Regions from separate parts of the Homo sapiens genome. Here region 2 is linked to region 1. Evidence: chromatin loops called from intact Hi-C (ENCODE). Cell type or tissue: GM12878. All regions are shown on one strand. Links, peaks and the distances in the headings refer to the core of each region. The heading gives the core; the rest is flanking DNA. Region 1 overlaps RASGRF1 (Ras protein specific guanine nucleotide releasing factor 1). Region 2 overlaps CTSH (cathepsin H).

Region 1 (15,695 bases), core at 4,104-12,103:
CATGTCGGGTGGTGCTGGTGTGTGTGTGTGTCTCTCTCTGTGTTAGAAGCTCTGGGGAGAGTCACACCACAACACCCTCAGGGCTGTCCCAGGTTGGGGAGCACACTCCTGCTTCTGAAAAAGGTCTCCAGTCACCCCGTCCATCTTTCTGCAGCTCTCAACCCCTTCACCTCTCAGGTCCAGCAGGGCACAGGCCTGCCTGAGGGCAGCATCATGAGTTTTCTTACCCTCTCAGTCTACTTGGGATTAACACATAACCTGTCCAATGTCTGACATCCATAACAATTCATACTGATGGGCTCGTGGGCACAGTGGGATGGAGAGAGGATGGCTCTTGGAGTCCAGCCACCTGAGTTGAAATTCTCCCCTACCCCCTACTAGCTGTGTGACCTTGGGTAAGTCATTTAACCCCTCTGGGTTTCAGTAGTCTCCTTTGAATAATAGGGATAAAGCTTCAAAAGGTGGATATAAAGATTAAAGGCAATAACATAGATGAAAGTACTTTGTGTTAGGTGAAAAGCTATATAAATGCCATGGAATATCATTGCTATTAGTAATAATAATAATAATCATAATTTTTAGTAGTAATGATAGGAGAAACCTACTCTTGAAACCTTTGGTTTCATCTTGTCTCTGGAAAGCAATCCAGACTACTGAAGACAAAATAGCAGTATTTAATGCTGTGAGGCACATATGATTTATTTTAAGGACTCAAAGCTTATTTCTGAAATTTGGCTCTCCATGAGCTCTGTTTCTGTGTGTCTGAGCAGCTGTGGCAGGGCTGCAGTATGTCCAGGCAGTTTCTCTCTAAAGCTCGGTGACCCTGTTACCTATTGGGTTCCTTTTGAAAGCCTGGATAGTGGGGAGTTCAGGCTGCAGGCGGCCCTTTGCATGTGAGAGCAGGGACATTGGAGAAAGCTGTGTGGGGAGGGGCTGCCTGGGAGGTGGGTCCCCTGGGAGCTCTCTCTCACCATTGGGTATCTCACAGCCCCCTTGTATAGGGGAAAGGGCTTTATGAAAACCGGAGACCAAGACTGCTTCTCAAGGATCCTTCAGGATCAGGAGTCTGGGACTGCGGGTGAGCAATGTCACCGCCTCTTGGAGTCTTTCCCCTTATTTGAAACACCTAGCCTTTTTGCAAAGCTGTCAAGATGATGAAAGGGGTCTGTGCAGAGCCTGGCACTCAGTTCAGGAAGCACCTTCTGAACCAGGATCTTCCATGAATGAGCCCTAGATGCTGAGCCTCCCTGCCCACCTGTGCTGGGGTTCAGGAAGCACCTTCTGAATCAGGATCTTCCACGAATGAGCCCTAGATGCTGAGCCTCCCTGCCCACCTGTGCTGGGTGGGCTCAAGGCAGTCTTGTCTGAAGTTGGGAGAGTGACTTGGTTGAGTTGAAGAGCAGGATCTACCCAGCCAATGTTCCAGTGCCCACAGCCCCTTCCCTTGGGGTGGCGGGGGGCGGGTGGTGGTGGGTGGGTTATGAAATATCAGAAAAGTTACTGCTCTTAGGAGTCACTCATAAAGCATAAGGGATGACACCCACTTGCCTTGACTCGACTTGACCTACTGCCCTCTCCCAAACTGGAAATCTATTTGTGGTTTTGAATTGGTGCATTGTACCTGAAGAATTTTTGTTTTTGACTGATTTGGGTGTTGTTGGAGATTTAGTTGGTGATGTTTCAGTATCACCATCATCACTCTGGTTTTGATCAATATCTGACTCCTCTCTCATGGAGACTTCTGAGCCTGGGAGAAAAGAAATAAATAATTTTACTTTTCTTAATTTTAATTTTAAAATTTAAATATTTGATTTTAAAATTTATGTCTATAATTTACTGAGGCAAAACAGAGTAAACTTGGGATACAGCCACTGAAGAAAGTTTAACAGCTTTGTTTCCCGCAGGACTCATCAGAACCTTTCTCTTGCTAATGAGCACTGTCGATCTCCAAGGTGGCTTTTGCTCCACCAGGGCTTCTCAAACCTTACCAGACACACCTGGGGATCTTGTCAGAATGCAAATTCTGATTCAGGGGTCTCAGGCAGGGCCTGAGAGTCTGCATTTCTAACAGGTTCCAGGTGATGGCCATGTGGTTGGTCCACGGACCACACTTTGAGTTACACGATCTCTCTTTTTTTTTTTGGTGAAGCTTATTAGTTAAGGTGACCATCTGCTCCAGTTTTCCTCTGCTTTTAACCTATTGCCGCGTGCCCCTGGTCACTCTTAAAATGTCCTGTCTTGGATAATTAATTATAGAGGCTTCCTAATCTTGGGAGACTCCTGGTCCACACACCCTGGGGAGGCTGATGAATTATATTAAAAGCCTAGGTCTGGCACAGTGAGGTCTTGGTCAGAAACTCTTAACTGCTCTGGGCCTCAGTTTACCCACGTAGAAAGTGGATGTAGTTGCATCTGACCTTGAGAACACAAAGCCACAGGTCTTCTCTTTAGACAAGAATGTCCACAGGCACATGCACACGCACACACATTTATACATAACAAATACACATACACACACATATACACACACACACAGTTTGGCACATAATTAGATTCATGGGCTCCTGGATCACCAGTCAAGAAGCCTGGTACCAGATGACTTCTCAGGACTGCCTTGCGTTACATTTCAGAATGTGAAATTATGAAATTTCTGGCAGGCCATTTCCTTGGTGACTGACTTTCAGCTGCATGCATCACCCATTAACTGCATGTGCCACGGTGAGTGTTACTTGGTATGGAGCCTGGCGGAGGATTTATCTTGCCCCAGCTGTGCCCTCTGCTGGGGGTGCCCTCTGCCTTCCCTCTTGCCAGCTCAGAGGAGAGAAATCCTTCCCTCTTCAAAGGCCTCCTCCTCAAAGCCTGGGGCGTCTGACCAGCCCCTGGTTGCACGTGGGTGCGTGCGTGTGTGCACGTGCTCTCATGTGCTAACCGAGACAATGCTTGTGGCACCCAAGATGTGGCCTGTTCGGATCTAAATCAGAACCAGACCTGACACTTTTAGAACAGTCAGGAGAAACCCTGAGAGTAGGGAGGCTCCAGCCTGTCCTGGAATCATCTCCAGCCTGTCTCACACTCAGCATTCCAGGTCTGCCTGGCGTCCAGCTGTCCCCGAAACACACAAGGCCTTTTCTTGCTCCTCAGTCATTCCCATCCTGTTCCCATGGTCTAGAATGTTCTCCTTTCCTCTTGGTAAAAATTGAGATCGAACAGTTCTTCCGGGAAGCCTTCTATGACGCTCCTAATGGTGTTCCCACCCCAACCTCTGTGCCCCTGGAGCATCCTCCTGACACAAGCCATTCGTATCAGGTGTCCACATTTCAGTGTCTGGTCTGGGTCCTCAGCCAGACTGAATCCCAGGGGGCAGGAGCTGCTGACGACCTCTTCTCTCCCGGGCCCTGAATGGGCCTGGCCCAGGCCCTGTCCTCTGCAGACATGGACAAACACAGGGATGCCGTAGGATGCTGTGGTCAGGGCAGAGGGATGCCTAAATTGCTCGTGATGGGAACTGACTCATCTAAAGTGTGGCGATGCCCTGGGAATTTCTGCCTGCCTCCCCCCGCAGCCTGGGCTCCCACATACGGCTACCTCTCTGCACCGCCCAGACTCTGTGCTGCCTCCACTATCTGCCTGGTGGGACCCCCAAGCCTCTCCCTTCCTTCCCCATGGGAGCAGGAAGAGCAGCCCTGAGGCCTTGCTGGGCCAGGCTGAGCCTCAGTGGGGCTGGGAGGCTGGGGGGCAGCTCCGACGGCATGGCCACTCACTCTGCTTGCTGAGCGCTGAAGGGTCTTCGGGCTTCTCAGGGGTCGTATCGCCCTCATCTGGAATCTTGTTGGTGAAGCTGCTGGACACATAGAGCTTGCTGGTGTCCAGCGTGGCCTTGCTGAAGGGTGACATGGCCGAGTACATGCTGGTGTAGCCATTGGAGTTGCAGCTGAGGGCGGCCAGGTCCAGGGCCTTGCCGCCAGTGATGATGGGGATGTTCAGGGAGAGCTTCCGCCGGCGGCTCGGTGACGATGTCTTGGTGATGGACAGAGGTGGCGGCGAGGAGAACTTGCGGGTGGCGCGCGGGGACTTGGGGGGTTCACCGTACAGGAGCTTATTGTTCTGGCCACTGGCAAACAGGAGCTCCAGCGACCTGTGGGGAGGGCGGGGGTGAAAATGACAGTTAGCGTAGGCCTGCCTGCCCGCCTAGGCCTGGGGGCCGTCTCCGGTGGGGCTCGGAGTGGCAGCAACGGCTCCATCATTCTTAGGATCCCTGAAACCCATACTTGAGCTGATCCTCTGAGCAGGGACAATGCGATTAAATGGCCTGGGGCCAAGGGTCCTGCTCTGGATGGTTTGGGCAGAGGATCTGGGGCTTCTATGCTCCGCCCCCCCACCCCCTCAGGGCAGCAGCTGCAGCATCTGACCTGAAGTGCTAAGGGTCCCCTGAGCTGCGGACTGTGCAAAACCCCCCTCCATCCCACACAGGGCCTGCTCCCGCCTACACTCTCTGGCCTCATCCTTAGAGAGGTCCTCAGGCATGTTTTGTGGAATGAGGAAGCTGAGGCTCAGAGACAGGAAATGACTCATCTGATGCCTCCTACTCTAAACGCAGGGTCCTTTCCACCTGCTTTGGGGCTTGAGCGGCCCTATATGCAAACTTAGGGGGATGGGAAGCTGAAAGTGGCCCCTACCATCCTCATGACAGGGTTCCACCTCAGGCCAGGCTGGAAACAGGTTATACATCCAGAACATTGCAAACCATAGCTTGTCTCATCGAGGCTGTCTGCTCCACGTTGCACACAGGATAGGATTGATCTTTTAACCCTCACTGTTGCCCCAGGACGTAGGCACTCTTATTCCTACAGGATAACTGCAGGAATGTCACAGGTAGGAAACTGAGTCTCAGAAAGGTTAAGGGACTCAGCCAAGGCCATAGGGCTGAGAGCTGGCTCTGAACCAGCCTCTTTGTTCTGCAGGGCACTGCTGCTGGGAAAGGAAGGACACTGTCTGCTGGGCCCCTGGGAATGATCTCAGTGACTTTTAGGGGGTAAATCCATCCTGGATGGGATGTTTGCTTCTGTTTTCTCAGAGCCCTGGGAATCTGATCATTGAGGTTTCAGAAGTTCAGGGCAGAGAGGCAAGATGTACCCTGCCCCAGTGAGGCCTGAGGTGGGGGCAGGAGGAGGGAACAGAAGAGGGAACGGGTGTATTCTGGGTCGTTGCGTTGCTCTGGCAGCAGAGGTGTGGATTGGGGGAGGAATGGTGAGGTTCCTGGGGAGCCCTGGGGAGCCAGTGTGATTCAGGAGCTCTGCTCCAGGCAGCCCTAGAGCTGAGGCTCTGGCATAATGTCTTGCCTAGGGTGTTTTGGGGCAGGGCACTCAGAGAGCCTCTGAGCCTCTGAGGGCTGGGATGGGCTGTCCACAACTGGGATCTGGGTAGGTGGCCTCTCGGAAAAGATAATCACCTACCATTCCTGGATGCAGTGAAGTCCATTAGGGGCCTGAGCCAATCCCTGAACTTGGCCTACTGCTGGACAGCCTTGGCCAAGTCCTTCATTGCCCCATGACTTTTGAGAAGCAAAGGCTAAGGTGGCCTGCACTCCTTATGTTGACTCACCCCAAGTAGGCCAAAAAGGGCTCCATCATTTCTTAGAGTAGGAGGTGGTCTAAGCAAAGCAGGGGTAAGAGTCCTTTCTCCCTCCCTCCCTCCCTCCCTCCCTCCCTTCCTTCCTTCCTCTCTCCCTTTATTTTTCTTTCTCCCTCTCCCTCTCTCCTTCTGTCCTCCTTCCCCTCCTCATTTCCTTTCTCTTTTTTCACCAAAGGAAGCACTGTCCTTTGGTGACGGTGGGACCCTGTGCTTCCAGGAGCGGGGCTAAGAGGTGAGAGCACCCTCCACACCCCAGGATCCTGGCAGGTGGAGATGGAAGCAGCTGAGACTGAGCAGTAGCACCAGGCAGGTGAGCTGTCCCTGCCTCTCTGCAGAGGGAGGCTTGGTTCCTGGGGAGAGGGGGCAGTGGCGGTGTGTGTCCCGCAGCACCCCAACACGTTACTGCTGCTCCTCCAGGGACCTTCCAGGTCACCCCCCGGCCCCGTGCAAGCTCAGTTTTCCTCCAAGGCTTGGAAGCTCTCCGGGCATGGGAGGAGGAGGGCACCTCAGCCACCTGGCAGGAATGGCACTGATAGGCTTCTTGTAGATGGTAATGAGCTTGTCCAGGACCACGATGGCGGTGGTGAAGACGCGGTAGGAGTGCAGGAAGGTGTTGAGGAAGTCGATGCTCAGGAAGCGCAGGTCCGTCAGCCTCTCCAGCAGCCGCTCCACACTGGCGTAGCGGATCTGCAGCACTTTGCAGGAGTTCATGGTTTTGCTGAAGCGAATGTCAACATCATCACAATATAAGGAGGCGTCGGACCTGAGAGGGGAGGAAGGATGCAGAGGTGATGTGGGTCTAAAGGCATCTGAATGGCACCCACCAGGCCTGCTCATCACTGCTTCCCCCACACACTGACAACACAGGATGGTCTTATTAAGAGAACAAGCTTGGGAAGGATGACACTGAAGGAGGGCTACAACTTCTTTTTCCCAATATCCTAAAAACTCTCCATTATAAAACCCCTAGAAATACTGGAGAAGTATTACAAATTTAAAAACATTTGTTGTTGAGTTCACAAGACGTAAGGAACTCTGTTTACACAAATGTGTATGTGGATGGGGTGCAGTGGCTCACGCCTGTAATCCCAGCACTTTGGGAGGCTGAGGTGGGAGGATCACTTGAGGTCAGGAGCTCAAGACCAGCCTGGGCAACATGGCGAAACCCTGTCTCTCTTAAAAATACAAAAGTTAGCTAGGTGTGGTGGCCCATACCTGTAATACCAGTTACTAGGGAGGCTGAGGCACAAGAATCGCTTGAACCCTGGAGATGGAGGTTGCAGTGAGCCGAGACTGTGACACTGCCCTCCAGCCTGGGTGACACAGCGAGACTCTGCCTCAAAAAAAAATATGTGTACATGAATGTTCTTAGCAGCATTATTTGTAATAGCCCCAAAGTGGAAACTACCCAGGTGTCCATCAGCTGATACATGGAAAAACAAAATGTGGTCTATTTGATCTGCTAGCAGCTGTCAAGATGTAAGGACAGGTGTCCAGTGCAGTTAGCCAGAACAAAGGGGCTAAGATGGGGTGAACTTGCAGGGGTCTTGTTTCAGCTGCTTGTGAACTTGAGGTCAGCAGCCTCTACAGGGCATAGTGGGAACCAGTGGCCCTGAAGGCTGCTGTACCACACAGCGCCCTCTGGTGCTTACGCCACTGGAATCGTCTTTTATTGGTCATCCAATGGGAGCTATTAGGACTCTTGGGCAACTCTGGGTTTTCATTTTTTGGATGTTGTGAGTCTTTGTAATCATGTTTTACTTTTTGTTTTGACTACCAAGAATCTTAGAATCAAATATAGTGCTCATTTCTTTTTATTTACTTCTTTATTTTTTGTTTGTCCTTATTACTTACATGCTGATGGCCGTATCTAGTTTTTTTTTTTTTTTTTTTTAATGAGATAAGGTCTCATTTGCTCAGGCTGGAGTACAGTGCGGTGGTGTGATCATGGCTCACTGCAGCCTTGCTCTCCTGGGCTCAAGTGATCCTCCTGCCTTACCCTCCCCAGTAGCTGGGATTACAGGTACATGCCACTATGCCTCGCTAATTTTTGTATTTTTTGGTAGAGACACGGTTTCACCATGTTGCCCAGGCTGGTCTCGAATTCCAGGGCTCAAGCAATCCTCCTGCCTTGGCCTCCCAAAGTGCTGGGATGACAGGTGTGAGCCACTGTGCCCAGACTATCTAGTTTTTCTTTTTTTTTTTTTCTGTTTTTTGAGATGGAGTCTTGCTCTGTCACCCAAGCTGGAGTGCCTCTGCCTCCACGATTCAAGTGATTCTCCTGCCTCAGCCTCCCGAGTAGCTGGGATTACAGGCATGCGCCACCACGCCCAGCTAATTTTTGTATTCTTAGTAGAGATGGGGTTTCACCATGTTGGCCAGGCTGGTCTCAAACTCTTGACCTCTTGATCCACCTGCCTTGGCCTCCCAGAGTGCTGGGATTACAGGCGTGAGCCACCGCACCTGGCTCACCTGTTCTTTCGAGGGTATCTTCTACCTAGGAGTGCAGATAGTGCTCAGAGGAAGTGAGCAAATGGACATAGCATCCCTTTCACACTGTCTTTCTTAAATACTTTTCTTTGGAAGCATTCTTGGGATTTGAAATAAATAAACTTTATCGAGTGCCTTCAATGAGCAGGGCAGTGGGATTTCTTTTTAGGATGAGAACAATATGGGAAAAGCACAGGGCCCGTAAAGATACTGCAGTTCAAAAAGAGAGCATTCCAAAGAAACCGAGGAAATGCTGCCTTCTAAGTTAGCTTTGCTGCAAGACACAAAACATTTTAGAAAACTCCTGATTTGGTTTCCACCAAGATTCAGGAAAGTATACACTGCATCTATGGGACCTTGAGAAGCAACCATGAAGAGGGAGTAATCCAAGGTCAGAAGGATTTCCTGGACATGAAAAACAAGAGTGCTAAATTGAAGGCTGGGACGGATGCAGCAAATGGCAGATCGGACACTCAGAAAATCTGAGTGGTCTATTAAACACATTTGAGAAAGTCCCCTAGAACTCAGAGAAGGACAAAGAGGTTGAAATGACAGAAAATGGAAGCAACACAGAGTGGACAGAGAGGGGACCTCTCACTACCGTGAGACAAAGTAGCAAACGAGAGAAGCCACGCCTGCTCATTTCTGCTTGCTGGCATGACTCCACAAGGCCCCTGACTCCGTGACGATGTGCAGCGCTCCGGAAAGATGCTTTGAGGACAAAGCAGGCCAGAGCACATGGCCTCCCAGGTCTCTTGCCTGAGTCTCTATTCTCCCTACAAGATAAATGACCCTCGTCTTTGCCTTTCCCAAACATAATATGACGTCTGATAAGGTTAGTGATGACACCTCTGTCATCTCTAACCAGACGCACTCTCAGGCCCAAACCTTGATGTGATTCTGCTTCAGTGTCACTTCTCAGCAAGTCTGATGTGATTCTGCAGGTGCTGAGCCCCCCACCTGCATTTAAGCAGTGGGCTGAAACACTGTGCTGATATCTGATAGGACCTCACAGAAGGGTGGCTCCCGGGCTGCTGGCCTCCGTCTACAGTCCTCAGGAAGGCTTCTGAAGAAAACAAACCTGAATTCTTTAAAAGTTGATCATTTTTCCTTTAGTCAACACTAAAAGTCTCAAAAGGAAGGTGAGAAACTGTGAAGAAGCAATAATAAAAGAAATACTGGGCTGGAGGAAGTGCCTGGGACAGCAACATCGAGTAAGGGCTACGTCCAGCCCTGGAGGCTGAAGGGGCTCAGTAACTGTCTCTCAAATGAAGCCAAGTCATTCCCACTGGGCTGCATGTTTCAGAGGGAGAGTACAGCTACTCCCATGTCACGGATCCCAAAGCATCCAGCCCAGACCTGGCATCCAAATAGGGATCATCTGACCCCTCTGGCAAGGGTTTGCTTCTAGCACCTTCTCTGTGGGCTCCTGCCACCGGAAGGGGAAGAGAAAGTGAAGAAAAGCCCCTGCATTCTCTACTCCTTCCTTTTCCTTTCCTTTTCTGTTTTAAACCTCACAATCACTGTTGGTTCCAGTGCCTCTGGCAATTCCAATATTCTTTTTTTTTTTTCTTTTTAATTGAGATGGACTCCCGCTCTGTTGCCCAGGCTGGAGTGCAGTGGTGCGATCTTGGCTCACTGCAACCTCCGCCTCCCGGGTTCAAGTGATTCTCCTGCCTCAGCCTCCTGAGTAGCTGGGATTACAGGTGCCCACCACCACACCCAGCTAATTTTTTGTGTTTTAGTAGAGACGGGGTTTCACTGTGTTGCCCAGGCTGGTCTGGAACTCCTGACCTTGTGATCTGCCCACCTTGGCCTCCCAAAGTGCTGGGATTACAGGAGTGAGCCACTGCACCCAGCCTCTTTGTTTGTTTTTTTTTTTTTTTCTTTTGAGACAGAGTCTCACCCACTCTGTCGCCCAGTCTGGAGGGCAGTGGCGCAATGTCGGCTCATGGCAACCTCCACCTCGGGCTCAAGCGATTCTCCTGCCTCAGACTCCTGAGTAGCTGGGATTACAGGCATGCACCACAATGACCAGCTAATTTTTTGTATTTTTAGTAGAGATGGGGTTTCACTGTGTTGGCCAGGCTGGCCTCGACCTCCTGACCTCAATTGATCTGCCTGCCTCAGCCTCCCAAAGTGCCGGGATTACAGGCTTGAGTCACTGCACCCGGCAATATTTCCAATATTCTGTAGAACTATCCTGCACTTCAGCTTCCCTGTCTGCAAAATGGGAGAGTGCATTAAAGTAGGCAGACTGGTAGCAGTGGCCCAGAGCTGTGCTTCCAGACTCAACACAAGAGAGTGCTGTGATCCATTAGCAATGTCTGCCAGGGGCTCTGGATGGGAGATGACTGGCTTGAGTGCCAGATACTTGCTATCCCTGCTAGAAAGTGTATTCAGTGCCTTACAATGTGAACATTTTCTCAGTGGAAATTCAGATTTGCTTCTCTCTGATCTTTCAACACTTCTTGATGAATGCTCCAAGTGGTATTCCTATCTCCCAGGCATCAATGACAGGCCTTGCCTGAAGGGTAAAGGACTTTCTCTTTCTTTTTTCCCAGGGAGAGTGCCCCCACCTTGAGTCTACCTGCTCTTGAGGCCACATGTTGGGGCAGGGCCTCAGCCCCAGGAGCCTGGCAGGTGGAAGGAGACTTTTCAGTTTTGGGTTGCTGGTGGCTGACCTGAGACGCTGACCGCTACATCCATCCACAGAGCTGCTGCGGGAAGGCCTGGATGCATCATGTTAGGGGCTGGTGGGAGTACTCGGGACACGTGGGGCGTATACCTTTGTCTTGCAAACCCAAAATCAGGATGCTCTTGACTCAGTCTGAGAGCAGGGAACTGTGCCAGAAACTCAGCACGTTTTGGGAGACATATGGAAGGAATACCCCCCACTTCCCACCTATCACCCCTGCACCTTTCTCCAGCTAGGCTATCCGCTCCCCATTCTCCCCATAAGAGTGGCTGGCAGTGGGGAGCCTGCCACTCCCCTGGGTTTGGCCCTATCACCTACAGAATAAAGCCCCACTCCTTGCCGGTCGCGTTACCGTGATCTGACCCTTGCCCACCGCCAGCCCCATCTTTCACTATGTCATGTGGATCGCTGTATTATTTAAGAAAGTCAAATTGGGCCATAAAAATAAGAGAATTAAATAAGGAAGACAGATGAAGCTAAGTACAGAAGATTTATACTAGACACAGTATACCAAGGAGAGCACCTACATGCTGAACATAGGAAGGGACAGAGGGACCAATGGCACTAAATAGCCAAATATTGATGCTATGCTTAATATTCATGAGGCATATGGAACATTCAATATTTATTAGGTCTTAAGTCAGCCACCCATTGGCAATGGCTATTCTGACCCTCTGTGTCCCCTGCCCAAGAAATGCAGAGAAAGGTGTAGCTGTTCTCCAGGTGAACTGACGGCTACAGCTGTGGCCAGGCACTCGTCCCTATACCAGAGAGAGGGCAATTCTGTGCCATTGGCCCAAGTGCTTTCCATTGCATGGGCTCCTTGGTTCAAACTTCACTCCATCAGCAGTGAAGGCTGATGTGGCAGGGAGAGAGGTGGCACAAAGAAACACTGTGTCAGCAGGATGCAGGCAGTGTGGTCCTCCCATCTGCACACACACTAGCCTAACCAGCTATCTCATCGCCTTTCCCTGGTGTCTTGCTATGTGTTTGTAATTGATACACTATTAGCCAGGTGTGGTGGTGCACGCCTGTAGTCCCAGCTACTTGGGAGGCTGAGGTGGGAGGAACACTTGAGCCCAGGAAGTAGAGGCTGCAGTGAGCCGAGATCACACGACTGCACTCCAGCCTGGGTGACAGAGCGAGACCCTGTCTCAAAGAAAAAAAAAAAAAATTGATACATTAGATGCCGTAATGAAGCATCTTAACTTAGCCTATGAATCTGTTCCAAAGCCTCTAGAATAGTTTGTCTGGTAGTGTACCTGGAGGCCACAATTGCATCAAGGTCATTGCCTGCATGACATCACTCTCCTCGACCCTGCACTCTCCCCAAACACCGTGCACTTTTTTGCCTCCGAACCTATGTTCATGCTGTTCCCTCTTCCCAGAATGCCCTTCCCCCTCAGTCGTCTAGCAAACTCCAACTGGTCCTTCGAGGCCAGCTCTAATGTCCCATTCCATAAGAAACCATCCTCAACTGTGCCAGGTAGATCTATCACTCATCTTCTGGACCTCGCCTGGATTACACAGATTCCATTTTACAGCATGCACTACACTGCTTTCTAATAATCTCTCTATGTCTCTCTCTCTCTCACTAAACGATGAATTTCCCGAGGACGGAGACCCCACCTGCTCATTTCTGCTTCCCTGGTCCCCTCCCTGGTCCTCCTGTGAAGAAAACCAGGCTTTAGATTGGTAAGCAGATGGGTCCTTGAAGTTGTAAGTTTAATCTGGACATTCCATTCACTTTATCACCATCATTATTCAAAATTTTGTTATTTTTTTCTTTCATAGGTGATTTTAATTTTATTTTTGTTTCATCCGCACTCTCTCTTTTTTTTGAGACAGAGTTTCACTCTGTCACCCAGGCTGGAGTGCAGTGGTGAGGTCTCGGCTCACTGCAACCTCTGCCTCCTAGGCTCAAGTGATGCTCTCGCCTCAGCCTTCTGAGTAGCTGGGATTACAGGCGCATGCCACCAGGCCTGGCTAATTTTTGTATTTTTAGTAGAGACGAGGTTTCACCATGTTGGTCAGGCTGGTCTTGGACTCCTGACCTTAAGTGATCCACCCACCTCGGCCTCCCAAAGTTCATCTGCTCCTTTTGCTGTCTCAATGGGCACCCTTTCCAGAGCATGAGTGGGTACTCACTAAACATATAATGGTAATTGAGTGGGTACTCACTAAACATATAATGGTAATTCCAGCTGTGAGTTTTATTGGATTATTGAAACGGATCTAGGAAGTAGGTAGGTAGGTATTATCATGTCCCCCATTTACAACGTGAGAAACCCAAGCTCGGAAAGGTTAAGCGACTTGTCCATATTCACACACAAAGCTAGGGCTGGGGACCAGGTTTACATACAAAGCTGGGGCTGGGGACGAGGGTCACACACAAAGCTAGGGCTGGGGACCAGGGCTGTTGCCTTCAAGGCCAGACCTTTCTGCTGTACCCCACCACCTGTTCAGTGATGTAGTCATGAGGGGAATAATTCCTTATCAACTTGTGCAGAGGCTTAAAGACCTGGTGGACCTGAAACTGCCTCGGCTAGCTCCTGGCACACAGTAGGTTCATAAAGGACTCACTTCATCAGACTTGACTTCAGAGTGGTGGCGAGTGGAAACAAAGGATTTCACACATTAAATCATATTCTGCATTAAACGCATTACATCTGCAGTTCCCCAGAGCATGTATGTGAAGTAGCAAACAGGCCTGGGTTACCCAGATGATTGTTCTGGCAACAGCAACATGGCCCAGATGGGAGCAGAGTCCTAGCGTGCACCAGATGAGCAAGGCAGGCTCAGAATTCAGAGGTGGGAATGGAGGCCAGAGAGCCAGTGGGCTCCAGGGTTGGGGCAGGAAGGAGTGTGTGGTGAGGGGGTTAGGCGTGCAGGTGACTGCAAGAGAATTGTGCCTGGTGCAGGTGAGGGAGGCTGTATTACCCAGGGCTTGGAGAGCTGCGTTTAGTAGGACATTGTCTCTGGGGATTGTTCAAACAAACACAGTGGTCCTGGAGCCTGCGTTTTGGTTTTTCTGGTTTTTGAAATGTTCTATATATTCATTTTTTAATTAGGAAGAGAAAAATAGTTATTAAAAAAGAGTACATAAAGTTTCATTCCTAATGTTATATTTTAAACAACCTAATACAGAAATAATCCACATGTACAAAACAGATGAACCATAACAAAACTAAGCCAAAGCACCATAATAAAAAAAATTTTTAAAAATAGATGTTGGCATGGATGTGGTGAAAAGGTAAGACTTCTGTAACCCTTCTACACTGCTGGTGGGAATGAAAACTAGCACAACCACTATGGAAATCAGTGTGGAGATTCCTTAAAGAAGGAAAAGTGGAACTACCATTTGATCCAGCAACCCCACTACTGGGTATCTACTCAGAGTAAAAGAAGTCATTACGCAAAAAAGATCCTTGCTCATGCATGTTTATAGCAGCACAATTTGCAAAAATGTGGAACTAACCCAAATGTCCATCAATCAATGAGTGGATAAAGAAATTGTGTTATATTTATATGATGGAATACTACTTGGCCATAAAAGGGAATGAATTAATGGCATTCACAGAAACCTGGATAGGACCGGAGACTATTATTCTAAGTGAAATAACTCAGGGATGGAAAACCAAACATTGTATGTTCTCATTCATAAGTGGGACCTAAGATATGAGGATGCAAAGGCATAAGAATGACACAGTGGACTTTGGGGACTCAGGGGGAAAGGGTAGGAAGGCGGTGAGGGATAAAAGACTACAAATTGGAGCCGGAGGCGGTGGCTCACACCTGTAATCCCAGCACTTTGGGAGGCTGAGGCAGGCAGATCACGAGATGGTCAGGAGATCGAGACCATACTGGCTAACATGGTGAAACCCTGTCTCTACTAAAAATACAAAACATTAGCCAGGCATGGTGGCACACGCCTGTAGTTCCACCTACTCAGGAGGCTGAGGCAGGAGAATTATTTGAACCCGGGAGGCAGAGGTTGCAGTGAGCTGAGATTGCACCACTGTACTCCAGCCTGGGTGACAGAGCAAGACTTGGTCTCAAAAAAACAAAAAACAAAAAACAAAAAACAAAAAACAAACAAAACAAAACAAAACAAAAAAAGGCTACAAATTGGGGTTCAGTGTATACTGCTGGGGTGACGGGTGCACCAAAATCTCACAAACCACCACTAAAGAACTTACTCATGTAACCAAATATCACCTGTTCCACAAAACCTATGGAAATAAAAAATTTAAAAAAAAAACCCAAAAAACTAAGCCAAAGCAATCATCCAAATAGCAATCACCCAACTCAAAACAAACAAACAAGAAAACATCCAAAACACCCCCAAAGACAAAGCCCAGCATCTCTGAACCCCAGTAGCTGGCTCATCCCAGTGTCCTGGCTGTCACCTTGTGGTACTCAGTCTCTGGAATGCTGCCTGGTCAAGATGGGGTTAAGGGCACTTACTTGATCATCTGCGGCACAGTGACCTTGGAATTTTCTTCAAATGCGTTCATCATGAGCCCATTGCATCGGATGTTATCCACACACTGGAATCAGAGAGAGGACCCCAGGGTCAGAGCTCTCCATTCCTGGACCCAGGCCCACCAGGAGCTCTGCCAACTGTAAAGTTCACATGCCTCAGTCTGATACAGGGTCCTCAAGCTTCAAGGGCATTGTCCTGGCAAAGGCAGGGTCAGCGTGGCGCATCCTTTAGACTTTGGCCGGAAGTCAAGTCTCAGTTGAATGACCTTGGGGAACTTACTTGACCTCAAGTCTTAGTTTCATTATATGCAAAGTGGGGATAATGACTTCTACCTCACTGGGTTGATTACAAACAACCACTGGGATGCAAAATGAATGCATCTGACACTGA
Region 2 (13,909 bases), core at 4,872-12,871, 70 kb before region 1:
ACTTGGTTGGGCATGTCCCAGTGGCAGAGGGGGTCTCTGAGAGGCCCAGCCTTGGGATAAGACTCAGCAAACTCAGATGAGGCCACCGGAGTCCAAGGACCAGCCCAAACATGCCTCAGTGGGATAGAGACCCCTTAAGGCCAGCCGCTCTGTCAGGAGTGCACAGCCCCACACCATGGTCAACAGCATCAGCCCAGAGCACTGTCATCGCCACAGCCGAGCCCCTGGGCAGGTGCTTCCCAGGCATGACTCCCTGACCCCTCGTGTCGACCCTGTGTGGTGGATGCTGTCACTGGCTGAGGCAAAGAGGCTGAATAACCTGGCCAGGGCCACACAGCTAAAGCTGGGAAGTGGTTCCAAAAGTGGGTCTTTTCTACATCATGTGGCCTCCCAGAATAAACAAAAACTCAGCAGCTGCCCAGCAATCCCCGTCCCTTCTCTGTTTCTCTCCATAGCATTCCGCACCGCCTGACCTAGTCTAGCCTTGACTGTGGTCTCTCTGAGCCTGCCAGAATGCCCGCTCTTCCAGTTCTGCTGAGCGCTGTATCCCCAGGGCCTACACACAGCGGGTGCTCTGTGATATTTGTTGTATGAATGAGAAAAGGAAGTACTGTCCTGAACCAAAGCAAATAGACTCCTTTGAAAAACAGGCTGGATGTGGTGGCTCACACCTGTAATCCCAGCACTTTGGGAGGCCAAGGTGGGTGGATCACCTGAGGTCAGGGGTTCGAGACTAGCCTGGCCAACATGGTGAAACCCCCATCTCTACTAAAAATACAAAAATTAGCCAGGTGTGGTGGCGCACGCCTGTAATCCCAGCTCCCTGGGAGGCTGAGGCAGGAGAATGGGGTGAACCCGGGAGGCGGAGCTTGCAGTGAGCTGAGATCGCGCCACTGCACTCCAGCCTGGGCAACAGAGCGAGACTCCATCTCAAAAAAAGAAAAAATAAATAAATAAATAAATAAATAAATAAATAAAAAATAAAAACGGTGGGACCCCAGAGTGCCCAAATGTCAGACTCTTGTTATGGGTTGGGTTTCTAAGCTGTGGAGTGGAAACAGACCAAAAGTAAGGGGACACTGAGCATGATGGTGGATCTGAGAGCAGGCTACGACGTCACCCCTGGGTCCCCAGGACTTGGCTGCAGCACGGCTCCCTGCAGGAGGAAGAGCCAGCTCAGAGGGGCTGGGGTCTGGGAGAGGGATGTGCCCCAGGGAGGTGGAGGGGAGTCGAGGCACGGCACCCCAAGAGCCTGGCTTTATGCACACCATGTGCCAGGTGAGCAAAGACCACAGAAATGTCTCAGAGCACTGCATGAAGGGAGGGCTAGAGTCACTGTAGAAATGTCAGCAAATTCCTGGCAACCTGCTTTACAGTGGGCCAGGAAAGCAGGTCCAGGCAAGGTACAGCCCTTACACACAGCCACCTCACCCTCACAGGGCGCAATGAGCTTGGGAGGCTGGGACTTTAGTGAGTTCATCTAAAGGCCAACCCTGTATCTGTGTGTGGATCTCGGGTTTGGAGGATGATGTGTAATGGTGTGTTGCTCACTCTATTAAATTCTTTTGGCCACACTCCCAGAGGCCTTGGTGGCGGGTGAGGCCAACCGCACTGTGGAGAGCCAGGTGATACAGTGGAGAGAGGACAGAGGCCTGGACTCAGATTCCAGCTCTGCCCTGTCCTGGCTATGAGACCTGGCCATGTGAGGTGACCACCCCTGTACAACAGAGACCATTTTGCCATCGCCCAGGGCAGTGGTGGGTTATATCTGTGGCAGACCCAGCACACACTGGATCCTGTCGAAGCGGTCAGTGGGAAATGAGGAAGTTTTGGGCCCCTTCTGGTCAGAGACGTACCCTTGGCAGCCGTGATTATTGAAGTCCTGGGCGCAGTCCACCAGCTGCTGTTCCGCCTGGAAGAAGGACACAACCCAGTGACCTGCCAGCTGAGAAGCCGTCAAGGCTTTGGCGTGAGGCGCTAAGCCTCCCTGGCTGAGCCACATCTGAGGCCCCGTCAGTGCTGTGTCAAGGTGACCAAATTATAAACTCCCCAAGGGCAGGGACAGTTGCTGTATGTCCTGCAGTGCCAGCCCAGCAGCTGGCACATGTCGGGAGGGGCTCAGTAAGCAGGGGCAGCCAGGGAAGGTGAGAGGGGGCAAGGGCTGTTGGGTCCAAACCCCTGCCCCGTAGGTGTGCCCATACGATGCAGAGTGTGGGGTCCCACAGCGGTGTATAGGATGGGGGAAACAGGCCCAGCCAGAGACCCTACCCCCACCTGTCCACAACCCAGGGTCCTCATGGCATCACCAGGCCGGCTGTGCACTGTCCCTCCTTTCTCCACAGAGGCAGGGGCTAGGATAGTTCCTTCAGGGGCATCATCCGTCTCTTGTGGGCGAGGGGATGGATGCATAGGTCCCGGCTCTTCCCTCATGAAGACAACTGAGGCTGCTGGGAAGGGTGTAGCTCCTAGTTGGCTACCCACCAGGCAGGCTCCGCCTTTCTGAACCCCTCCGCCGGGAAGGCTCCAGGCTGTCAAGCTAAGGACCACCCAGATCCATCTAGGAATGAGCCCTTGGGCCGGTTCCTTAATAAACTCAGATCCTTCCCGGGAAAAGCATCAATTGAGATTCTCATGCCAGATGTCCACAAGGCTGGGGCATCTGGGTCCACCTGAAACAGCACCCTTAGCCAATGCTCCAGGGAAACCAAAGGCCCAGGCCTGGCCCACATCAGGATGGGGTGTCCTCCGCAGGGGGTCGCCTGTGGCTGATTTCTTACCAAGGACAGCATCTTTCCGGTTGCGATGGCGATCGCAGACTCCAGGGCCCCAGTGGTGGAGAAAGTCCAGCAACTGCCGCAGGCACCCTGGAAAGGCCAGGGGAGAGCAGAGGACATCAGTGATGGGGACGCCGTGAGACAGCCCTGCCTTCTGCCTTCCTCTGCTGACCCTGCCAGAGCTCCCGAGTCCCCAGGTGCCTTGGCAGTTTACCAAGCCCTGTTCCAGATCCATTCATTCTGAGCCTCGCAGGCCCTGTTCCAGATCCATTCATTCTGAGGCTCGCAAGCCCTGTTCCAGATCCATTCATTCTGAGCCTCGCAAGTCCTGAGAGGCTTGCAAAGGAGCAGGAGCAGCAGGTGGCCTCTGACCAGTGCCTGTGGACTCCCAATCACCACCTCTTGGTGGCCAATCCCCACCATTCTGCCAGGGCCTGGAGTCCCCCACCCCATTCTGCAGTCTTCTGGCTCTCTTCCTTCTCGATCTTCACTGGCTCCTCTTTTCCCTACTGGTTCCCTGCAGAAGGATGCCCCAAAGTTCTGTTTTTAGAACCTTCTCTCACCTTTCCACCTCCAGTCTCTTCTGCCCAGTCCTGTTAAACTAACAGCTCCCCAAACCCTAGCCCAGTGCTGACCTCCACTTAGGCTCAGACATCCAACTAACTGCCAGACAACCCCACCCAGACACCCCTGACACCCCAGACTCTGGGGGACCCGCCCCATCCACCCATTTCCCCACCTTCTAACAGTTCATTGCCGCTGCCTAGCCCCCTTATTCACAACACCTCCAGAATAACATGAGGATTAGGTGTGGGGGGCTGCAGCCTGCCTGCCTGGTTCACATCCCAGCTCTGCCACACACCAGGTGGGTGACCTGGGCAAGTCACTTCCCCTCTCGAAGCCTTGGCTTCATTGCTTGTAAAGTGGGAATGGCGAGGGTTCCTGCTTGCAGGGCGCTAGCAGGGTTAAGTCAGATTCTGCTGGTCAGGCAGTCACCCCCGTGGGCACAATGCTGGTGGCTGCTGTAAGGATTTCTCTCAGGTTCATCTCTGTTTCCTCACCTTGCTGGTTCAGTCTTCCAGCTTCTACTTCTGAAATGTCTCTTAAGTCCCCTACCTGCCTCCCAGGTCATCACCCTAGGTTGACACTGGCCTCACCCAATCTCTTCCCTTCACATATCTCTCTCAGCTGGGGGAGGGAGGGACGGCCTGGTGAGAGGGTCCATGAGACAGTCAACGAGGCAGACGTGGCCACTTCGGGGGAGACTAAGCTCACTGCTGAAGGAGGCGGAGCTCGGCTGACCCTTGGGTGCTCGACTTGGGGCAGGGGCCTGGTTTTGAGTCCCCTTTGTCACTTACTTACCTTGGACCTCAGGCAAACCACCCTCCCTCTCAGGCTCTCCCTCTGTAAAGTGAGAAACTCTCAAGGAGGGTGCTGAGCTGATGGACGCTGTGGCTGCTGTCCGTCTCTATCCCCACACAGCGGCCACAGTAAGAGACGGCACACATCTGCGTCAGGAAGCACCTCATTCCGCTCCCTTAGCCCAGCCGGCTGCGTCCTGCCTGATGGCCCAGGATCAGTTAACAGGAGGACTTGGAAAATTCTTGGTGGGCCTCTCTTTCCCACCTGTCCAAGTGGTGGGCAGGTTTAGGTTACGTGTTGCTCTGAATTGTCATGTGGTTCTCAGAGGGTCTAAAAATGTCACGGGGCAAAGGCAGGCTTCTACTCCACCTCCTGCTGCAAGGGGAGGTTTGCTTTGGCTCCTGATGCTAGTTAAACATCCAGCACTTGGCAGGCTCCAGGAACACTGCAAGCCCGGGAGGCTTTAAAGCTGTGCTGCATGGATGGCTTTTTGGAAAGTGAAAAAACATTTCTCATGGAGAATTTCGATGGAAAGCCAGGAGTTTCCAGGAAGGAAACCTTCACCTCATATTTCCTAGAGTCCAGAGGTCGGCATCCTTCTGAAGAAGGCCACGGCAGGTTCCCTGCTAGGGGAGGGGCCGCAGCAGGCCGGGAGAACAGCGGGGGCAGGGTCCAGACTCTCTGGGACAGGGCCTGTGCTGAGATGCCCCCAGACTGCTCCCCCATGGAGGAAGGCAGGGCCTCTCACCTTGCCAAGCCCTCTGTGCCCCACAGCAAGGGCCACGGAGGCCAGCCCCTGCCATGAGAAGCTTGCTGATGCATGACACATGGACTAACCAGAGGGAGGCGGCCAGCCAGGGCAGGGGCTGGACCCTGGTGGCTCGGAGAAGATGGAGGCGGGAAGAGGAGATGCATGGGGTTCTGGTGTCCAGATGGGCACAGGGAACATAACGTTTTGGATGGCTCTGTAGGAGAGACCTGGGACCAATGGGAAAATCTGGGGCGTGGGGAAGGAAGGGAGTAAACTTTAGCCCAATAAAGAGGAACTTTTGCATCCTCCAGAGCAGCCTAGAGAAGTGCTGACCTCCCTGGCCCCTCAAAGGAAGAGGGCTGGAGAGATGCCGAGAGGAAACAGAGGCAGGGATGTGCTTGTGGTGGTTTTGTGGACCTTTTGAGTTGTTCTTCCTGGTGTATTGTCTGGGAGTGTGGCCGTTTTGCAGGGAGAGGATGGAGATTGCCAGGCATACCTGATTTTTCACAGGTGAGACAAAATTTCCTTTTTTCCGCCAGTCCACGGAAGGTGGGTAGGGACCAGTACCTCGAAGGTAGTTACTTTTGGTGGCTGAGCAATTCTGGAACAACCAAACACATTATTTTCAGGAAAATAAACAAAACCAAAAACCTTTCTGACAACAAGAAGAAGAAATGTATAAACATGGAATCACCAAGAGAGAATAAGAAAGGCTGCAGCTCTCAGAACCTTCCCTCTCCTGTCTACTGGTCCCAAGTGCTAAATGACATGTCCCCTTGAGAGTCCAGAGCATTAGGATAGGGTAGACAGATGTAGCAAATAAAAATACAGCTCACCTAGTTAAATTTGAATTTCAGGTAAACAACAAATAACTTTGTAGTGTAAGTATATCCTGTGCAATATTTAGAATATACTTATGCTAAAGAATTACTTGTTGTGTATCTGAAATTCATTTTTAACTGAGTATCTATATTTTAATCTGGTAGCCCTAAGTTAAGGGTCCACAATGCTAAGGCCATGGGCCTGGACTGAGGAACTGCTGAGAGCTGACTCTTCTGGTTCCCCCAAAGAATCTGGGGATACCCTCAGCTGCATCTGGGGATGGGACTGAATCTGCCTAGAAGCAGAGCAGGCTCCAAATTTATTCCAAAGGTTTCAGTAAAAGGATTCAGATTTGGTTGCAATGAATTATACCTACCTGAGGCTCTGACCAGAGATACTTGTGTTTTATTTCAGCAAAGCTCATGTCTGAAAATTGGTTCAGTGCCACTACAAAAGAGAAGGAAAAAACCAAAACAGAAATGGTTAGTGAATCACTAATGAAGAAACAAGAAAAAGTGATGAAACCTCCTGTTTACCTGTGTCGTATTTAGAACCACTGCAACCCATCTCCTTTAAGTTTTTGTATTTAATATAATTCAGTAGATAATTCAATCAGCCCTTACAGTGCTGCCAAAATACCTGGGGAGCTTTTTCAATGGTATAGATGTCCGGGCCGTACTCCAGAGATGCTAATGCAGTTGGTCTGGGGTGGGGCCTGGGCACTTACTTTTTTAGATACTCCCCTCGTGAGTCTGATGGATAGCTAGGTAAAGAACCACTCCACTGGTGCCAGGGGCCTTCCCACCTGCTGCCTAATTTGGTCTCTACACAGCCCCAGCAGGGATGCGTGATCATTTCTGCTTTTTCTTTTCTTTTCTTTTTTTTTTTTTTTTTTTTGAGACAGAGTCTCGCTCTGTCACCCAGGCTGGAGGCAGGGACGCGATCTTGGCTCACTGCAACCTCTGCCTCCCGGATTCAAGCGATTCTCCTGCCTCAGCTTCCCTAGTAGCTGAGACTACAGGCACCTGCCACCATGCCCGGCTAAGTTTTGTATTTTTAGTAGAGATGGGGTTTTGCCATGTTGGCCAGGCTGGTCTCGAACTCCTGACCCTGTCTTTAGGGATTATAGGTGTGGGCCACCACACCTGGGCTCATTTCCTCTTTACTGCCCATGTTAGCATCCCTGGAGGTCACAGGCTAGGACTGGGCAGAAATGAGGTTCAAGCCCAAGTTTCTTTCCAGCTCATGCTTGATGCCTTTATTACCAATTTAGTCAACTACCAATATTTCTCAGAGTCCTCAGAAAATACGCTGGACGTGCGTGTGAGTTTCTTTTTTTTTTTGAGATGGAGTTTCACTCTTGTTGCCCAGGCTGGAGTGCAATGGCACTATCTCGGCTCACCGCAACCTCCACCTCCCGGGATCAAGTGATTCTCCTGCCTCAGCCTCCCAAATAGCTGGGATTACAGACATGCGCCACCAAGCCCGGCTAATTTTGTATTTTTAGTAGAGATGGGGTTTCTCCATGTTGGTTAGGCTGGTCTTGAACTCCCAACCTCAGGTGATCCACCCATCTCGGCCTCCCAAAGTGCTGGAATTACAGGCGTGAGCCACCGCGCCCGGCCTATGTGAGTTTCTAGTGAAATTAATCCGGAGTGAAGGCAGATGCTCCCAGGGGCTGCTCTGAGCCCATGAGCAACCCCTACCCCCCGCAACAATCCAAAGACAGACCTTGGCTTCCAGGCTGGACCCTCAGATGGCAGGAATGGGGCAGGGGCTTCTACAGAGTCTCTTGTAAACTTCACAACCACCCAGAGGGGTACCGGCTTTGTCCCAAATTTACGATCCCACATTACACAGAGAGTAACAGCGGAGCCACAATCTGAGGTCAGCCAAACACAGCTTCAGAGCCTGGGCTTCTGCTCCCTCCACCCACCAGCCCCCAGCGGGCCCTTTCATGGGCTGGGTCACTAACTGACATCCTTCCAGGAAGGAAGGAAGGCGTTCCACGTACTTTTAAATGTGTGGTTCCCATTGTTGTGGGCGTTTATCTTCCTCCAGTTGCTGGCAAACGTCTGCAGCCTGTGGTGGTACTCCTCCGTACTGTAGGTCTTACGGTGCTAAAACAAAACACGCCAGTAGCAAGTCATGGAAACAGGCTGCAGCTCCCTAGAGGGAGACCTTTTTGTTTTCCTAAGAGGAAAGATGAAGGTTTTCTTTCTGCTATGATTCTCAGGCCAAATCTGTGTTAATGGGCGGGGTACTGCTGAGAAATTTGGGAAGTTACAAAACAACCCCGTTTTCAGGGACCTGTGGCCAGAATGAAGACCATGCAGCTGCGTGAAAGTCAGAATGTGGTCCAAGAGGCACTGGTGAACAAACCTGCCACATGTGGGGCACTCCTGGACGCCACTGCTGGTGCTGGGTCAAGTTTACAGCAAAGATCACCATTTTTCAAAAGCACATGCACTGGTGTTCCCCAACTGATTCTGCAACCAGTACACAGTGTGCTTTGGTTTTCTAAAAACAAATGTGTATAATTTTTTATTGATATATAACTGATGTACTTTTTTTGGTAAATGTAATATTTCGATACATTCATATAATGTGTAATAATCAAATCAAGGTCATTGGGAGATCCATTACTTTAAAAATTTCTTTATGCTGGGAACATTCAAATTATTCTCTACTAGCTATTTGGAAATACAAAATAATGATTGCTTACTACAGTTGAATCTACTTGTTTTTTGAACACTTGGTCTCATTTCTTCTAATTATTTTTGGGCCAGGTGCAGTGGCTCACGCCTGTAATCCCAGCACTTTGGGAGGCTGAGGCGGGTGGATCACCTGAGGTCAGGAGTTCAAGACCCACCTGGCCAACATGGCGAACCCCCATCTCTACTAAAAATACAAAAATTAGCCGGGCATGGTGGCAGACACTTGTAATCCCAGCTACTCAGGAGGCTGAGGCATGAGAATCGCTTGAACCCAGAAGGTGGAGGTTGCAGTGAGCCGAGAGTGTGCCACTGCACTTCAGCCTGGGTGACAAAGTGAGACTCTGTCTCAAAAAAAAAAAAATATTTTGTACTCAGGAATCAGTTTATCTTCATCCCTGCTTCCCTGCCCTTCCTAGCTTCTGCTAGTCACCATTCTACTGTCTTTCTTCATCAGATCCACTTTTTTATCTCCCACATACGAGTGAGAACATGTAATATTTGCCTTTCTATGCTTGGCTTATTTCACTAAACATAATGACCTCCAGTTCCATCCATGTTGCTGCAAATGACAGAATTTCATTCTTTGTTATGGCTGAATAATATTCCATTGTGTACATACACCACATTTGCTTTACCCATTGATAGGCACTTAGGTTGATTCCATATCTTGGCTATTGTGACTAGTTCTGCAATAAACATGAGGGTGCAGATATCCCTCCAATATACTAATTTCCTTTCTTTTGGATATATACTCAGTAGTAGGCTTGCTGGGTCATATGGTAGTTTTGTTTTGAGTTTTTGATGGAACCTCCATACTGTTTTTTTTACAATGGTTGTACTAATTTACATTCTCCACAATGTGCTTTGAAAACAAAATACAGAAATGAATCCCAGGGCTTGGAAGGCTGTCAGCCAAGTTAATCACTTGGGACCACTATTTGGAAGGAATTTACTTAACTGCATCTTTCCCAGTGTTTGGCCAGTTCAACTTCTGGAAAGACCCCACTAGGCAAAGTTGGAAATTCCCTTTTTCATTGTCTCAAATCTGGGACAGTTTGGTTTGATAACAGGAAACTTTGTGAAATGAAAAACTTCAAAAAGAAGAAGTTGGGCACTGACCTTAGACATCCATGACTTGAAGTGAAACTTCTCTGTAAAAAGAAAAAAAAAATTAGGTCTGGGCGCATCACAGTAATGTTGAGTCTATAGCAAAGTAGGGCACTTTAGAACTGATTTGCATTTTCGAAAACTGGACTAAATTTAAAACACCAAAAATGGTGTTATATAATGCAGAATGCAAAAAGAAACTCCGACTCTTCCTGGTTTTGTACCCCAAATTAATGTGAAAAAGTATATACTATTAGTCAATGGTGTTGAAAGTCAGGATGGTGGTTATGCCTACTGGGTCGGGGTGCAGAAAGCACTTCCGGGATGCTGCTCATATCCTGTTTCTTCAACTGGGCGCTGGTTAACTGAGTGTGTTTAGATTGAGAAAATTCGTGGAAATGCATACTCAATGATTTGTGCCCCTTTCTGTATGAAGTTATATTTCGGTAAGAAGTTAATTTAAAAAGCTATCTACTCCAGCTGGGCGCGGTGGCTCATGCCTGTAATCCCAGCACTTTGGGAGGCCGAGGTGGGCCGATTGCCTGAGGTCAGGGGTTCAAGACCAGCTTGGCCAACATGGCGAAACCCTGTCTCCACAAAAATATAAAAATCAGCTGGGTATGGTGGTGTGTGCCTGTAATCCCAGCTACTCGGGAGGCTGAGGAGAATCGCTTGAACCCGGGAGGCGGAGGTTGCAGTGAGCCGAGATCGTGCCACTGCACTCCAGCCTGGGCGACAGAGAGAGACTCCGTCTCAAAAACAACAACAACAAAAAACAAACCTATCTATTCCAAGGGCAAGCACTGTTTTTCCTTATGGGGACAGGTAGTAAATATTTCAGGCTTTGCCATCTATATGGTTTCTGCCACAACTACTCAACTCTGCCCCTGCGGCTCAGAGACAGCCACAGAGACTGTGAACATTAATGGGTAGGACTGCGTTCCCGCAAGACTTCACAAAAACGAAACCTCACATGTACCCCCAAATATGTACAGATATTATCAAAAACATAATAAAACAAACAAGACAAAATATTTTACAAAAGCAGGCCAGCCATTTGTTTTTGGATTCCTGCCGTATTTCCCCATGTATGTTCTTATCTAAACATTTCATTTTAAATTTGAATACCTCCAAAGACATATTCCAACTTATAAATATTGAGATTTAAAAATAACACCTGGCAGTGTGGCCCAAGCCTATAATCTCAGTACTTTGGGAGGCTGACACAGGCGAATCCCTTGAGCCTAGGAGTTTGGGACCAGTCTGGGCAACAAAGTGAGACCTCGTCTCTACAAAAAAATAAAAAAAATTAGACGGGAGAATCACTTGAGCCTGGGAGGTTGAGGCTGCAATGAGCTATGATAGCGCCACTGCATTCCTGCCTGGGTGACAGGAGTGAGACCTTGTCTCAAAAAAAAAAAAAAAATCTCTAAAAATAAGATTGTTATATCATTCTTTTAAAGCTAGCCAGTGGAATCTAAATACCATGATGATTTGATATCCACCATCAGTAACATGAACAAACTTTTCTATAAGAGTCAGGTATTTAGGCGGGGTGTGGTGGCTCACGCCTGTAATCCCAGCACTTTGGGAGGCCAAGGTGGGCAGATCACCTGAGGTCAGGAGCTCATGACCAACTTGGCCAACATGGCAAAACCCCAGCTCCACTAAAAATACAAAAATTAGCTGGGCATGGTGGCAGGCGCCTGTAATCCCAGCTACTCAGGAGGCTGAGGCAGGAGGATCGCTTGAACCTGAGAGGCGGAGGCTGCTGTGAGCCGAGATTGTGCCACTGCACCCCAGCCTGGGTGACAAGAGCGAAACTCCATCTCAAATAAAGAAAACAAAACAAAAAAGAGTCAGATATTATACAGAGTTTCTTTTTCTTGTTGAACACCTATCTCCATCCCCACCTGGCAGAATTTTATCCTAAGGGAACATACATTTTTATGCTTGATCACCTTCACATTCTTTTCTGCAACAACAACAAAAAGTTTAAATTTAAATTATTTATTTTGGCTGGGCGCCGTGGCTCATGCCTGTAATCCCAGCACTTTGGGAGGCTGAGGCAGGTGGATCATGAGGTCAGGAGTTTGAGACCAGCCTGGCCAACATGGTGAAACCTCATCTCTACTAAAAATACAAAAATAAGCCAGACGTGGTGGCATGCACCTGTAGTCCCAGCTACTTGGGAGGCTGAGGCAGAAGAATTGCTTGAACCTGGGAGGCAGAGGTTGCAGTAGCCAAGATCGTGCCACTGCACTCCAGCCTGGGCGACAAAGCGAGACTCTGTCTAAAAAAAAAAAAAAAAAAAAAAAAAAAATTAAATGTTTTTACTACCTGTGACCCATACATCTGTGAATATTATAAAAATTTATTCTGGAGCTGGGCGCGGTGGCTCATGCCTGTAATCCCAGCACTTTGAGAGGCTGAGACGGGCGGATCACGAGTTCAGAAGATCGAGACCATCCTGGCTAACACGGTGAAACCCCAACTCTACTAAAAATACAAAAAACAAATTAGCCGGGCGTGGTGGCGGGCGCCTGCAGTCCCAGCTACTCAGGAGGCTGAGGCAGGAGAATGGCGTGAACCCGGGAGGCGGGGCTTGCAGTGAGCCGAGATCACGCCACTGCACTCCAGCCTGGGCGACAGAATGAGACTCCGTCTCAAAAAAAAAAAAAAAAATTTATTCTGGATTGAGTAATCATAATTATTATTAGTGTCCCAACTGATTAAAACATTTCAAATGTATTATACATTATGAAAAGTAATTGTTAAACATCAAAAGTAAAATTGTATCAGAAATGCATCTCTTAATGTGATAAACAGTACTCTACTGCCCATCCCCCGCAATGGATTTATATTTTCATGAGTGAATATTGTTTGGTTGAGAAAAGGTTCAGCATTAATTCTGGTCTTATTTTTGTTTCTTATAGGTCAAAGGGCTGGGAAACCCTGCTCAAATAAGCAGCTGGGAATGGAGGCAGTTTTTAAGAGCAATGCCACTTAATTCTTCGCACTCCTTTCTGTGCATCCAATCCCATGGTGCTCTATCACTCAGCCCTCCCTCCCTCCCTTTCTTTCCTTCTTTTTTTTTTTTTTTTTTGAGAAGGAGGCTGGCTCTGTTGCCCAGGCTGGAGGGCAGTGGCACGATATCAGCTCACTGCAACCTCCACCTCCCTGGTTCAAGCAATTCTATCTCAGCCTCCCAAGTAGCTGGGATTACAGGTGCCCACCACCACGCCCGGCTAATTTTTATATTTTTAGTAGAGATGGGGTTTCACCATGTTAGCCAATCTGGTCTGAAACTTCTGACCTCAGGTGATCCACCCACCTTGGCCTACCAAAGTGCTGGGATCACAGGCGTGAGCCCCCACGCCTGGCCTCACTCAACATTATTTTTAAGACCTCATCAGTTGATATCCCCATGAAGTCCTCTCCTCTTCAATTCAGTTTCCTTGAGGAATTGAGAATGCCAGATATGAACGATTTATTACCGTTTTGTCTTTTTGTTTGCTGTCCCTATTGTTTTTATACCCATGGGTTCAGGTTCAGATTGAATGAGAGGAAAGAGGTTCCCCCTTGCCTTCAGGGGCTCTCTCCCAGTTTTAGCAAAGAGGACACTTGGAAATAAAAGGTCTGTAAATGGATTTCCAGAACACTCTCTGCCGGCATCACTTGAAATATCTTCCTGTTTCCCCAAGGATCCATACCTCCAGTGTGAAGATCACTACCACACAGCATTTAGATCTCCGTTTTTGGGTCTCGAACCTGTTCCAGAGACCAATCTATGGCCGTTTTCCCTGGGGAAAATGCACATTTCCTCAACATGGCTCCCTTTAGGGTTTCAGGGGATTCCAGATCTTGATTAAGGGCCCTGCTGCAGCTGAGGGCTTTAGAGGAAGACAGACCTCAACTCAGGACAAGAGTTGGAGGCAGGGTTTGAGTTTAGGACAATTGACTACCAGTTTGCCTCTGGAGAGATTATTCTGGGGCCAGAATAATCTGCTGGTGAACCGTGCCTTACCCTAAAATAGATCCATTCCAATCTAGTCAGGACTTTAAAAGTGCCATAATACCTTGCCTGGATTTACAGCAGGTTTCAGGAAAGTACAGTATTCCCCTGTTTGTTTGTTTGTTTGTTTTAGATGGAGTCTTACTCTGTCACCCAGGCTGGAGTGATCGCCACCTCTCAGTTTCAAGCGATTCTCCTGCCCCAGCCTCCTGAGTACCTGGGATTACAGGCACCTGGCTACCACACCCAGCTAATTTTTGTATTTTTAGTAGAGACAGGGTTTCACCATGTTGGCCAGGCTGCTCTCGAACTCCTGACCTAAAGTGATCCGACTGCCTCGGTCTCCCAAATTGCTGAGATT

The links. Hi-C counts contacts between places; a loop is a spot of excess contacts. Peaks named below come from ENCODE experiments on the same cell type or tissue, not always from the same donor. Only the 100,000 strongest peaks of a DNase experiment are listed, where the experiment ranks them.
Region 2: a loop joins it to region 1, with 6 times the contacts of the local background. A loop is called at or near these places in 4 of 110 quality-filtered maps.

What each region holds. Positions count from the first base shown.
Region 1 is chr15:79,000,041-79,015,735 of GRCh38, forward strand. RASGRF1 (Ras protein specific guanine nucleotide releasing factor 1) reads right to left here. Exons shown (of 27, transcript NM_001145648.3): 13 at 15,287-15,369; 14 at 6,146-6,394; 15 at 3,762-4,135; 16 at 1,622-1,747. It overlaps LOC105370917 (a long non-coding RNA gene), which reads left to right. Exons shown (of 3, transcript XR_932519.4): 2 at 5,849-5,941; 3 at 10,686-12,388. Among named protein-coding and RNA genes, the nearest start is that of CTSH, 63 kb to the left of the region's middle. RefSeq lists enhancers at 3,687-4,886, 5,815-6,650 and a silencer at 7,087-7,381. In GM12878, for the core only: a CTCF peak has its summit at 7,259 (motif pointing left); DNase peaks (open chromatin) are centred at 4,571 and 7,281; H3K4me3 peaks cover 998 bases; H3K27ac peaks cover 1,453 bases.
Region 2 is chr15:78,929,595-78,943,503 of GRCh38, forward strand. CTSH (cathepsin H) reads right to left here. Exons shown (of 12, transcript NM_004390.5): 2 at 9,546-9,577; 3 at 7,724-7,829; 4 at 6,086-6,156; 5 at 5,384-5,488; 6 at 2,778-2,864; 7 at 1,857-1,912. Among named protein-coding and RNA genes, the nearest start is that of CTSH, 8.5 kb to the right of the region's middle. RefSeq lists enhancers at 9,560-9,659, 9,770-10,029, 13,655-13,704. In GM12878, for the core only: no CTCF peak of the experiment used is centred there; a DNase peak (open chromatin) is centred at 9,757; H3K4me3 peaks cover 5,046 bases; H3K27ac peaks cover 6,393 bases.